Linked DNA regions of Homo sapiens: region 2 is linked to region 1. The links are chromatin contacts, found by Hi-C in ENCODE. All regions are on one chromosome and are shown on one strand. Each heading gives the region's core, a stretch centred on a gene start or an enhancer-like site at or near the end of the contact. The rest is flanking DNA. Distances are from core to core; before and after follow the strand shown.

Region 1 (6,591 bases), core at 2,739-5,238:
CTGCCTCAGCCTCCCGAGTAGCCGGGATTACAGGCGTGTGCCACCACAACCAGCTAATTTTTGAATTTTTAGTAGAGCCAGGATTTCACCATGTTGGTCAGGCTGGTCTCAAACTCCAGACCTCGTGATCCGCCTGCCTCGGCCTCCCAAAGTGCTGGGATTACAGGCGTGAGCCACTGTGCCCGGCAAAGCTGGCTAACTAGTTTCAACCATTTTTTTTTTTTTTTTTCTGAGATGGAGTCTCACTCTGTTGCCCAGGCTGGAGTGCAGTTGAGCGATCTCGGCTCCCAGGTCCAAGTGATTCTCCTGCCTCAGCCTCCACAGTAGCTGGGATTACAGGTGCCCGCCACCAAGCCTGGCTAATTTTGTATTTTTCATAGAGATGGGGTTTCACTACTTTAGCCAGGCTGGTCTTGAACTCCTGACCTCAGCTGATCCGCCCGCCTGGGCCTCCCAAAGTGCTGGGATTACAGACGTAAGCTACCGCACTCGGCCTTCAACCATGTTTTCAGAGCAGCTCATGGGAAGTAGGACAGAGAGTAGAAGGCAAGAAGCTTCATCTTTAAGGAGATGAGCTGGAAGTTAAATAATTCTGCTTACATCCCATTGACCTAAACACAATCACAGGGTCACATTTAGTTCTAAGGTAGCTGGGAGATATAGCCCAAAGTTGGGTGCCCATGGGCCCAGCAAAAACTCAGGGGAAATCAAATGGGAAGTGGAGAACGACAATTAGCAGCCTCTGGCAGATAAGATCCAGAAGAAACAGGTCTTTCTTCATAAAATACATTTTTTGAGTAGGATTCCATTACTTGAATTTTTGTAGAAAATGAAACAATGCTATGTGGCAATAAAGACATTCTTAGGTTACTCTATTTTTGTAAGAGATTTCATAGATTCAAAAGAAATCCTATTACTTACTATTTTGACTCTTTGGTAAAATAACTTACCTTTTCATCTTTAGAATTCAGAGAACTGGTACAACCACGGATACTAAACTAGTGATTATTTTCACGAATTGTCAAAATGCATTCATTCTCTATCTAGTAAAGACAAATAATGAAGAATTATATCTGTATTATTTATCTATTGCCATGTAACAAATTACGACTAAATTTAGGAGCTTAAAATAAACACTATCTCACCCAGTTTCTGAGGTCAAGAATTTCAGAGCTTATCTGGGTAGTTCTGGCCAGGGTTTCTCCTGAGGTTGTAGTCAAGATTTTGGCCAACGCTGGAGTTGTCTGAAAACCTGACTGGGCTGGAGGATTCGCTTCAAAGCTGACTCACATGACTGCTGGAGGAAAGCAGGCTCCAGTTTCTTACAAGGGGAACCTCTCTGTAAATCTGACACATAGCAGCCAGGTTCCACCAGCATGAGTGACCCATGAGACAGGGAGTATGAGAGGCCAATCAAAATGCCAAAAATGTCTCTTATAACCTAATCTCAGAAGTGACATACCACTACTTTTGCTCTATTCTATTGGTCACTCAGACCAATCCTGTTACAAGGTGGAGGTGATTATATGAGTGTGAATACCAGGAAGTGGGAATCACTTGGTGGGGGTCGGGAGTGGGGCATTTTAGAGGCTGCCTACTACAATACCTAACCTTAGGTATTGTTGGAAAAAACAAAACTCCATAAAATCTATCAATCTATGAAGTTTAAAAACAATTTAAAAAATTCTATCTAGTACAATTATTAGCCCTAAAGTTTGTCAGAGTAAACAAACTTAAGGCATTGACTTTGCACAAGAAGAAAAAAGTTGGTTGACTCCTTTGCATAAGTTTAATTTTATAATTTCATTAGGTCTCAAAAGCATTGAATCTTTCAGGTATTATTTGATTAAAATGATGTCTGTTTAGAGTTCTTCACACAGTCAGAAATGGCTTCCTTAGAATAAACATTCATCAACTCTGGTTTGGTTTCTTGAAAAGGTTCAGAAGTTAATGTCAACAAGCAAAGATCCTTTGAAAGTTAAGTGAGTTTCTCTAAGTTTTGGTGCAGTTTAAAGACATAGGATCCTCTAATATTGCCTTAACGCTGAGCTATATTTGGGAAGTTGGCATACAGAGGGTCTGTCTTGGATTAAGTCTCAAAATACCTAAAGGATTTCCTTAAACAGGCCCAGGGTCAGATATAACAGGTGCATCACTTCTAATTTTGGAACCAGAAGCAGCCAGCTTAGAGTGAGGTTGTTCTACATTCATTCAGCAGGAGTTTAGATATTACTTTGAGTTTCTCTTTGAGTTTAAAAGGCAAGCTTTTAAACTCAAAAACAAGGGCGATCCATGTTTTAAGTAGTGGCAATACTCAGGAATTTTTTTTTTTTTGAGAAGAATGAGAAGTATATGCAATGTAAGTGTATTTTAAAAAGAAAAGCAACAGGTTTGACTTGAAGCTATATTTTTCTTTTCCGTTTTTTTTTTTTTTTTTTTGAGACGGAGTTTCGCTCTTGTTGCCCAGGCTGGAATGCAATGTTGGGATCTCGGCTCACCGCAACCTCTGCCTCCTGGGTTCAAGCTATTCTCCTGCCTCAGCCTCCCGAGTAGCTGGGAGTAGCCTCCCGAGTAGCATGTGCCACCACGCCCGACTAATTTTGTATTTTTAGTAGAGACGGGGTTTCTCCATGTTGGTCAGGCTGGTCTCGAACTCCTGACCTCAGGTGACCGGGCTGCCTCGGCCTCCCAAAGTGCTGGGATTACAGGCGTGAGCCACCACGCCCAGCTGAAACTATACTTTTCTAAACCTGATTTCAAAGTGTTTCTTCGCTACAACAAGTAAATTTGAGGCAGGGACATTTTTTCATTTAGGTAACGATAACGTTTGTATTCTCTAAAAGCAGCATAATTTGAGATACAATATTTAAACATTAAGAAATCAAAGACGCTCCAAGGAAAGTGAATACATGACTGATTGCTTGCACTGAAAATACTGAAAAGTGTCTAACGTAGTTTTTAAAAAATTTTTGTCGTTGGACTCTCACCACCTGGCCTGCCTTGCCCCCCATTCCAAGGTATTTGACTACATGTCTAAACCTATAGTAATGCTCCCTTTTCTTCTCCCTCTCCTCCACCATAGCCTAAAAGACTGAATTAGTTCCTATGATTAACCATGTATTTAAATAAGGACACCAGATGTTGTATCTTAGCAAAATAAAATTTTGGTGCAACAGAAGCATGCTGGATAAATTCTGGGTTCTAAAGCATAATTTAACTTTGTCAATTCCCTGCCATTCAACGTCGGAGGGTGGGAAGTTGAGCTGAAGCCTCGAGCACTGGTGGAAGCCATGGCCAGTCCAGTCAGCATGTTATCAAGCAATTTACAAGATGAATTTTTTAAGGGGGAAAAAAAAACCCTAACGTCTTCCGACAGTGACATGTCTCTGTGATGGGGTGCTCAGCTACAGTGACAGGGTGAACAAAAATGTCTTTGGCAAAGCCTTCATCTTGCCGTAGTACGTGAGCTGTACTACTAATAGCAATCAGCAGTCCACGGTTGATTTATGGACAGAGTGTGTCGTCCCGCACCGTGCCAGTTCCCGGAGCCTCAGCCAATTAGCTCTATTTTCTGCTTAAGCCGTTAAAGCCACCTCCATGGAAACACCAGGAGAGCAGGCCGGGGGGAAGGGAGCAGACAGGTGCGCCCTCTGGAAAGAAATACACAAAGGGCCGACACTGCGCCGCCGTGTCCCTGGCAACTCCACGCCAGCCCGGCGCGCGCGATTCCCGCGGCGCAGCGGCAGGGTTGGCGGGTGGCGCGCGCAGGTCGCCCCACATCGGCCGGCGGAGCCCCTCGGCCTGCTCGCGGACGCGGCGCCAGTGCAGCGCGAAGCCGGCTTGGGGCGGTGGCGGTGGCGGCGGCGCGCCCGCGCTGTAGGGACTTGTAGTCCGCGCGCCTCCCGGGCACCTCCCCCGGGTAGGCCGGCCAGCGCGTCCCCGCCCGCCGCAAGCCGACTTCCTGCGGCTGCCAAGACTACATCTCCCGCCGTCCTCTCCGCTGTCGGGCCGAAAGCGAAAACAAATTCTGGGCTGCGAGGTGCTGTTCTCTCCCGGGCGCCCCCACCCGCTCCCTGCCCCTCCGGCGCCCTCCAGCGAGGTGGGGAAACGAAAGGCCGCGTCTTTCTTTTTGGTTTCCTCGGCTCCCGGCGTGGGGAGTGCGCGGGGGCGCAGGCCCCGCTTCACCTGAGCCGGCCCAGCGTGCGCGCCAGGGGCGGGGGTTTTCTCGCTTCACACCGGTACGGAGGAGGAAACTTGTGGGGGCGGCGACCCCCGGCCTGGGTCCTGAGTCAGGCAGCGAGGCCGTCGGGAAGTGACTACTCACTCTCGGGGTTTTCCTTAATCCCGCTCCCCCCGTTTGTCGTGGGCGCGTGTTCGCTCCGAGGAGGCGGCCGCGTGCGGACAGCCATGCATTAGGCAGGGCTTCCCTATGCGCCCGGAGAGCGCGGACCGCTGCCTCGGGCCGCCGCCGCCTGCCGCCGCTCGCGGAGCCCGAGCCCCAGCCCGAGCCGCCGCCTGCCCCAGGCCGGGGCGTCGAGCAGCCGGCGGCCTGGCCATGTGGGGCTAGCCCTCGCCGCGCCTGGCCTGCAGCAGGACCAGCAACATGGAGGCTGCCGTCGGCGTCCCCGACGGCGGGGACCAGGGCGGCGCGGGGCCCCGCGAGGACGCGACGCCCATGGACGCCTATCTGCGGAAACTGGGCTTGTATCGGAAACTGGTCGCCAAGGACGGGTCGTGCCTGTTCCGGGCCGTGGCGGAGCAGGTAATTGCGGGGGGGCGGGGAGGGCTTCGAGGGGAGGCGGGGACGGCCCGGCGGGTCTGGGTGGGGAGGCAGCTGCGGGCTGTCCGGGCCGCCCACGGCCGGGGCTGCGCGTGCCCTGGCTGTCGTCACAGCGCCCCATTGTAACGCCGGAGTGGGACGCTGCTTTGCGTCTGAAAGGTGCAAATTGAAACTCGAAAGCCCGCAAATTAACGGGGTGTCTCTCTCCTGATGAAGAGGTAATGAGTTGAGGACAACTTGTGAGGCCTGCTCGGAGCTTGTACAGTTGATTTATTGCTGGGGACCTGGCGACATGATATTTTTTACTTTTGTTCCGCATTCACCTTCCTTCCCTTCGTTTGAGAAGCACCACGCTCACCCCACTCCAGTAAACCAAGTGTTTACTAGAAGTGGTGGATCAAACTTTACTTGTGGAACATATTTTGGTTTGCTGCTGGACTTTGGAATGTAGGGTAGGCAAGCTCGCCCATGTCACTTGAATCAAATGGGCAAACTGCCGTTTGAGAAAACCAGCCTTTTACAAATATAGAATATTTTGAAGGATTTGTCTTGAGTAGGTTCCACCCTTTATTATGCTCTGCTGGGCTGTGTAGGTATACTAAACAGAACTGACTTTTTTAAAAAAGCCTGTTTTGATGTTGGTAGTAGAAAGGGTACGTGTAACTGGAGCTTTTCAAAACCATTTTCTAACACAGTTGCTCAGGAAGATTTTTCTGAATTTTTTTTTTTGAGCGAGCTTATTCCATGTTATATAACACTGTGTGTTGTAGGTGTGCAGTCACCAAAACCCATCCTATATTGAAAAATAGCTGCCGAAGTAGCTGGATAAAAGTTTCTGCTCTGGTGTGTCTTTCAGACGATTCACATGTGCTTTCCTTTGACCTAGGACCTGCTCCCCACACCCCATTGCACACCCCTCCCTACCCGCCTGTGGGGTTTTTATGATGTTTCTGTTTTCTTTTCCCTCACCTTTTTTGAATGCTAAATAACTTTTAAAATTTCTATTTGTGAGTAAATGTTTTACTTAACATGTGGAGGCCAGTCTGTTCTCATTTTTAAACATTGAAAGGCAAGCCATTTATTTACCATAGGTAGCGTAAAATCTTTCTTTAAAACAAGAAATTGATTTAACGGACACAAACCGTTGCTTTATGTTGCGGACATTGTCATTGAAAAATTCTTCCAAAAGCTCCCCAAACCAGGCTCTGTCCGTTTCTCATTTTCAGTGTTGCTGTGGGGTATGTTCACAGCCACCCACTGCCTCCGGTCCTTATTGTTAGTAGGTAAATAGTCTGCCCCATTTGTGAATTTTCTGAATCTCTGTCTGTCCTGCTTCCTTGGACTCCTCAGCACCTCCAGAAGCCTAGGGAAGAGGTGGAAGTGAATTCAGCCCGTATTTATAACGTACTGTTAGACCTAGCAAGAGTTTGGTAAGCAAGGAGGTAGAAATAAATGGCGGTAAGGGAAGCTTGGCGCTTACTTGGATTTGAGTTATCTTGAGTCCTAGTTTATATTGAAGCAGAAGGGTGTGCCTGATTTCCGTAGTGCATACCATAGATACTCGGTGGCCTTGATTATACAGAAGCCTCTTTTATTATAGTGGGATCTCTGTTTTTAAGTAGAAAAGGGGCAAGAGCTAGTTTACACTAAGAACTCTTTGTTACATCAGGTAACACATTTTATTGTATTTTGTAATGGGGTTTAGGTTAGGCATAAGGGACTACCCTTCCCAGTTATGTGACTCAGTTTTAGTCTGATGAGCTTAGCTGAAGACCTTGAACTTTGGGGGAAGTTCAGTTATTCAGTAGGCT
Region 2 (6,591 bases), core at 2,730-5,229, 1.8 Mb after region 1:
TACATGCGGGTTTGAATTTCAGCACTGCCATATGCACTGTGTGATTTTGGGAAGTTACTCTGAGCATCAGTTCCTTTACAAAATGGGGACAATAATGTCTACTTTTCAAGGCTGCTGTATGAATCAGAGATAAAATTATAAAACAAAGAACTATCAAGCACACAGCAACTGTTCAACAGAGTATTATGCCTATGTGTCAGAGGCATTTGAACCAGAGTGACTCCATCTTGAATGGGGCTGGGTAAAATAAGGCTGAGACCTACTGGGCTGCCCTGCCAGGAAGTTAGGCATTCTTAGTCACAGGATGAGATAGGAGGTGGGCACAAGATACACTGTCACAAAGACCTTGTTGACAAAACAGGATGCACAGAAAAGGCTGGCCAAAACCCACCAAAACCAAGACGGTTATGAAAGTGAGCTCTGGTCATCCTCACTGCTCATTATACACCAATTATAATGCATTAGCATGCTAAGAGACACTCCCATCAGCGCCATGACAGTTTACAAATGCCATGGCAACATCAGGAGTTACCCCTTAGGGTCTTTTTAAAAGGGGGAGAAACTGTCAGTTCTGGGAATTGCCCATCCCTTTCCTGGAAAACTCATGAATAATCCGCCCCTTGTTTAGCATGTAATAAGCATAAAAATAGCCAACCAGCAGCCCTCGGGCTGCTCTATGGAGTAGCCATTCTTTATTCCTTTACTTTCTTAATAAACTTGCTTTCACTTTACTCCACAGATTTGTCTCGAATTCTTTCTTGCAGGAGATCTAAGAGCCCGTCTCTTGGGGTCTGGCTCAGGACCCCTTTCTGGTAACATATGGATGCTGCTATTACGAAAATACTGAGAAACTATGGGTTCTGTTATAACATTTTTCTCATAACTATTATTAGCATCTTAAGTAATGTAGGAAGGTAGCTGTTGTCCTTATTTTTCTATCCTTCCACCTCCACCTCCAGTATGCCATGTAGGGTGGACTTATGTGATTCTTTTAGGTTACCCAGCATCTGAACTTTCCTTCCTATGTTTGGAAAATCATTAACAATTAACACTACAGGCCAGGGGTGGTGGCTCACACCTGTAATCCCAGCACCTTGGGAGGCCAAGGTGGGGGGATTGCTTGAGCCCAGGAGTTCAAGACCAGCCTGAGCAACATAACAAGATCATGTTTCTTAAAAAAAACAAAAAACAAAAAAAAACCACACACAACACTTCAAAAGCTGAAAACTCCAAGTAACTGCTTTTTCAACCACCCCTGCAATCAGACTGCAGTCACATTACTAGGTACACTGGCTCCACCAAATAATCCATCCCAGATTTAGAATCTCAAGCAGTTACAAATAGTAAGAACCGTACAGAAACCTGGGCCAGAGGTAGGGGCAGTGATGCAGTTCCCAAAGGCAGCGGTGGTGGCATTTGGGGTCTCGTGTGACTGTGCTGGTGGTGCAAGATGCAGGGCCTATGATCATGTGCCAGGAGGCAGTGGCAATATATTCCCCAGATCAGTTCAGCATCATTGATCCTGGCTGATAAGCTGCCAAGGTGAGTTCTCAGCTTTTCCAGAGAAACTGTGGCTACCTAATATTCTTAATAAACTCCTTTTATGATTAAATTAGTCAGAGATGTCTATTGCTTGTAACTGAGAATCCTGACTGATACTGCAAGTCAGGTAACATTTCATTGCCTTTGGTCAAAGGCCACTATAAGATCTGCAGAGCAAACAAAACAGTGAGATCTCCCCAGTAAGAGTAAGTCAGGGTGTCAGAGTGAGCTGCTGAGCAAGATGTTACTAGCATTTCTGAAATATATTTCTTAAAAGGAAGGACAAGATGAATAAATCAGCATGCTGTTTTAATAGTAATCTAAAATATGATTTTGCCTATCAGACTGAAAGATGCAAAGGACACTGGCTATACCCTAAAATGCATCCACAGTTACTTTCTGGAATGTCTGAAGGTTGCGTATTGCAAAAGAAATCCCTCCAAAAAAAAAAACTCCTTCCCAAAAACTTGAATTTTTAACCCCCTGCTTAACTATGCCAACAGAAACAGTGATGCCATTCCATTAGGCTGGCTCAGTCAGTAGCAGCACTTTATGTTAGCCTGATAGCAAAAATATGTCTTGTTGGGGAAAGGATGAGGTAGAAATTAAAAAATGTAAGTTTTGAAACTGGAAATAAGCACTCACACTTTGTTTTTAATTAGAATTGATATTTCTCCTACAATAATCTGACTTCAATTACCTTGGGCAATGCATTTGATTTCCCCTAGTCAATAAAAGTAAATTGTATAGAAGTTCACCTTAAATTCTCCTTTTGGCTTATTACCAGTAACTTTTACCATGGTACTTAAAAAAATATTTTCAGTAAGACCAAAATTGCCGCAGAAGTCACACGAAAAACAAAACTTTGGCACATGAAAAAAATTCTTATTAACAACAAGCATCAGGATTCTGAGAAAAATCAACCCACGAGACAACTTTTTTTAGCATGATGGCAAGAATTTGGGAAAAGGGAACTTACAGGAAAAAGAGTTTGTTTTGCCAATTATTCATTCACCTTTTTTTCCTTCTATTTTTGTAGTGTCCAAGTAGGATTCCTTACCCCAAACCTAATTTTATTTTCCATTTTGTCCTTTAAAGATCTCAATCTTCTGATTATAAAATCTAACAGTTAACCACTGAAAAGGCAACAATTCCATGAATGCAGGTTTTTTAACCTTTAGTTCAAAAAACAAAACTTAGAATGGAAACAAAGTATTTTTTATCTCAAATAATAAAAGCAAATTTAAAATAGAAAAATAACGTAAGAAACAAAATCAGAATCAGGAGAATGTAAACTGAAAAATTTCCCAGTTCTTGAATTCCGGTTTTTTAAAATTGATGTGATATATATGGGATTATTCTCCCCCTCATTATTTCAGAGTAGGACACAGAGTGGTGAATCTACTTATACAAAAGAAACATCTGTCTTCAATCCAGGATTCATATAAAGTTAGATCATTTGCACAAGGCCATATAGTTTTATGCAACATACAATAAACAGCCATTTCCTCTTCTACTCTCTAAAATCATTATAAACCAAAGACACTAAAAAATCAAGCAGGCTGCAACTTGCCCAACCTACAGAAATGAGAATCTCTTTTTGGGTATTTTGAACTAACAGTGACTCATGGAAAAAGGCAGGTTGCTGTCAAATTGAGATCTTCAAAGTTAGGGTTCCCCAGCGTTCCTTTGAACCAAGGAACCCTGAAATTGGAGCAAATGCACAGTATAACACAATAGGGAGAAACCATCACCATCACTTTAGGGGTTAACAAACACCCTTTGCCACTGGCAACCCCTGAAAATCTCAGAGAGACCCAGTAGGGAAGGAAGAGGTACTCTAGGAAAGACTTTGACATCCACCATTAGATTCCAATCTTTGGCTGGCCTGATTATAAATGAATATGAAAAGGACATACTCAACAATGACCAGGGCACACAGCCTTACAGAGAGCTTAGAGCACTCACACAGGGGATAAGGCACAACTTTTCATAATGTTAAACACTGAAGAGCAGTGATGTTTTGGGAAACCCAATAATCCTACAACTGGACACAGTATCATGCAGCCACTAGAAATGGTCATCACAAAGCACATGGAAATGTTCTCTCATTATACACCGAGGGAGGAGGAGAACAGGACTTGTCTAGCCTTTACTGTTTTCATATTGGGTAAAGACAGATAAAAATGCTTCCGTGGGTTTTTTGTTGATTTGTTCTGCCTGTGTACAAAACTCATTAATGGAAATAGTTAATAATCTACTTTCAGTATCAAACATTTTCAGTATCAGATCCAGCATGCTACATCTCATCTGGATGAGGGGGTCATCATCTGACCAGAATTTACTATAGTTTCACATTTATTTCCTGTTACTCAGAGAAAACGGAAATGGCCCCAAAGGAGGCCAACCCTGGGGCACCTGACAGCTGGGGTTCTTTACGACATCACTCCTTAAGTACTGTTTAACTTCTCATACCATTTAAAATGTTATCACACATTTACTTAGCTCTGCAGTTTATAACCAACCTACCAAACGGGACAAGCCAGTCTGGATTATACAATATGTAAATAAGCCAGGGAGCTAAGGAGCAAGCTGACAGCAGGACAAGTTGGAACCGGGATAGAAGTTAAACCTTACTACACCTGAAGGCAGCCTCTTCATTCACTTTCTCTTCATAGTGCTTTATAACTAAAACATGGAGAATACAAACACCAATTCAAAAAATTCTACGTATCCCCACAAATACCAATTAGTAAGTCACCAAAATTAATTAAAGGAAACATACAAGTCAATATTTAAATTTCATTTAGCTTTTTTAATCTGATGAACCTACTGAATACTCATATTTGGGCCTGAAAATATTAATGCATTCTAAAGAGATTATCAGTAATGTGTATCTTCTTCTCACACACACATGCTGTCAGCTTAAATGTGGGCACAGTGGCAGAACTGAAGTTTCACTAACGTTGTTTTAGGACTTGAATAAATTGTTTTAGTTTCATGTGTGTACTTGTTTGAAAAACAGATTTTATATTCACCACCTTCAGAGATGTTGAACGCATATCACGAAACTGGTAACACTGCATGAGTATTCCTATTGTGTCAAATACAACAAATTGACATGAGAGAAGCTCTACAAATGAAATATTTAACATTTTATAATAAAAAAGAAAAATACCGAAACAACATTCAAAGGTATTCATCAACTCACATTGCTTCATGAAGATTACAATCGCCTATAAATTTGTCTTTTAAACAGGCTGTTACAATTCAACTGGAAAAAAAGCTATGAAACTTAAAATTGTGTCTATACAATTAATTATGAGTAGATGGTGATCATGTAAGAATCACTGACAAAATTACATGTAAATCATTTAAGAGCAACAAAAGACAGGTGAAATTTAATAACTTCAATCTAAAAACTTTAAGGCATACACACACGTACACACAACGTATAAAATATATAATCATTAAAATGTCTGTTGAAAATTTAGGGCTTGGTTTAACGTACCGGAGTTCTTTCCTAGGTTCTTAGTTTTTAAAAGTGGTTTTTTAAAATAGCAATTTATATAACAGACACATTTCTCAGCATAGTTGCATCCTCTTTCCCTTCCACTAAAGGAGAGATTTACAAAACATGTATAAAAAAATAGGAATGCTCAAATTTATTCTTCCCTCTTTCTGATAATTCATATATATATATATATGATTTAAAACTAAGTCTTAAGAACCATCTTTGAAGAGATAAAGGAAAGGAAAAAGCCCTTAGGGTAGAAGGAATCATTTCCTGGAAATACTACTAAATACACACTTAAGGAGGGGTGAGAGTTGGCATCATGAGACTGTATCTTTCTATTCCAAAGGGTAAGTACAAGACAGGTTGCAAATTGGCCCAAACTATGGAAACTACCACACTGTGGTCAGCACCCACAGCTTCCGCAGATTCTAGATTCAAATGCCACCTCATCACACTGTCATCCCTACCCACCCTTCACAACAGGTAAACAGGAAAAAAATAATCAAGGTGAATGATTTTCAAAGAGTTCCCTGGTGATTTTGATACTCCCCTCACCTGTCCCCCAGAATGAAAACTAGAGAGCTAAGTGTATGCTGCCTCATGTTCTCACCCTTAAAACCCTGTATATTAAAATATCTGATAACCCCTGGTTCCAATGGACTCCTCCCTTGCCCAGTTTTAGAGTCCAAAGTTGTGGTTTCAGCCAGACAGGTGTCAAAGTCAAAAAAGTATTTCTGAACAGATACAGATGTCAGGCCACAAAACTGAAGGCTTGTAAAAACAATGTCTATACTATATAGAGTTGAACCAGGCTGGCATCTTTATGATCTGGGCATCCACTAGGTAGGAGTTTACAGATACCCTAGTTTATCCTATCTGTTCTGTTCCAACCACTGGTATTCACACATTAAGTTTGCAGAAGAGGTTCTCCAGCTAGACTCACAGAAAGAGCTTCAGGACTAAATTCTGCAAAGACAAAAAAACAGGCTGAGTAGAAACTCAAACCCACCCAGGATAGATTACCTAAAGGTATTTCAGAGACATGTCCTAAGGTACCTCTTTTAAAGATATATAAAAAGGTGGTAGAAAGAGAAAGTCCAAAATTTCTGCAGAATTAAAACACACACAAAAAAGGTTGTTCTTTTGAGAGGGTATGGAAAGTATTCTAAATAGCATCATCTAAAATCTTTCCCCTCAAGAAGAAAAAGTAAAAAGTTTACAAGCTCAAATCTCTGCACTCCTCGCAGAAACCCCCATTTTGTTTGGCAGGCCTTCAGATGGCCTAGCTTAGCTGGCAAATATTCAAATACAGTTATTCAAAATATGTTAATGAGGCTAACGTGGTGTTTGCATCACATAACCCAACCCTCCCTTTCTTTGTGTGAACTGAACCTGTGCAGGTTAAAACAGGCGTGCCAAACACTTGCTAACTGAGATTACTGACTGTTGGCTGAGCAACTGCCAATTTAAAATAAGCAGTTAGGGAGAAGGGCTTTGCTCAAATGCATACTGTATTTAAAAATGGATACAGA

What was found. Hi-C counts contacts between places; a loop is a spot of excess contacts on that map. Pooled maps may share reads with other maps.
Region 2: a map with no recorded cell type shows a loop between it and region 1 (9-fold over the local background). The contact joins the enhancer-like site here to the promoter of OTUD4 in region 1. A Hi-C loop is called at or near these places in 3 of 37 single-sample maps with no recorded cell type and 3 of 50 pooled maps.

The regions. Positions count from the first base shown.
Region 1 is chr4:145,177,986-145,184,576 of GRCh38, reverse strand. OTUD4 (OTU deubiquitinase 4) reads left to right here and starts at 3,988. Exons shown (of 21, transcript NM_001366057.1): 1 at 3,988-4,762. The coding sequence starts at 4,604. It overlaps LOC124900794 (a long non-coding RNA gene), which reads right to left and starts at 2,384. Exons shown (of 2, transcript XR_007058294.1): 1 at 1,146-2,384; 2 at 1-1,043. RefSeq lists silencers at 3,582-3,981, 4,072-4,301, 4,422-4,881 and enhancers at 3,227-4,056, 4,057-4,886, 6,312-6,561.
Region 2 is chr4:143,356,524-143,363,114 of GRCh38, reverse strand. All of the region lies in intron 1 of GAB1 (GRB2 associated binding protein 1), which reads right to left. Among named protein-coding and RNA genes, the nearest start is that of MIR3139, 16 kb to the right of the region's middle. Within about 2 kb of position 3,979, at least 24 of the 41 ENCODE cell types and tissues checked have a DNase peak (open chromatin) inside an H3K27ac peak, as active enhancers do.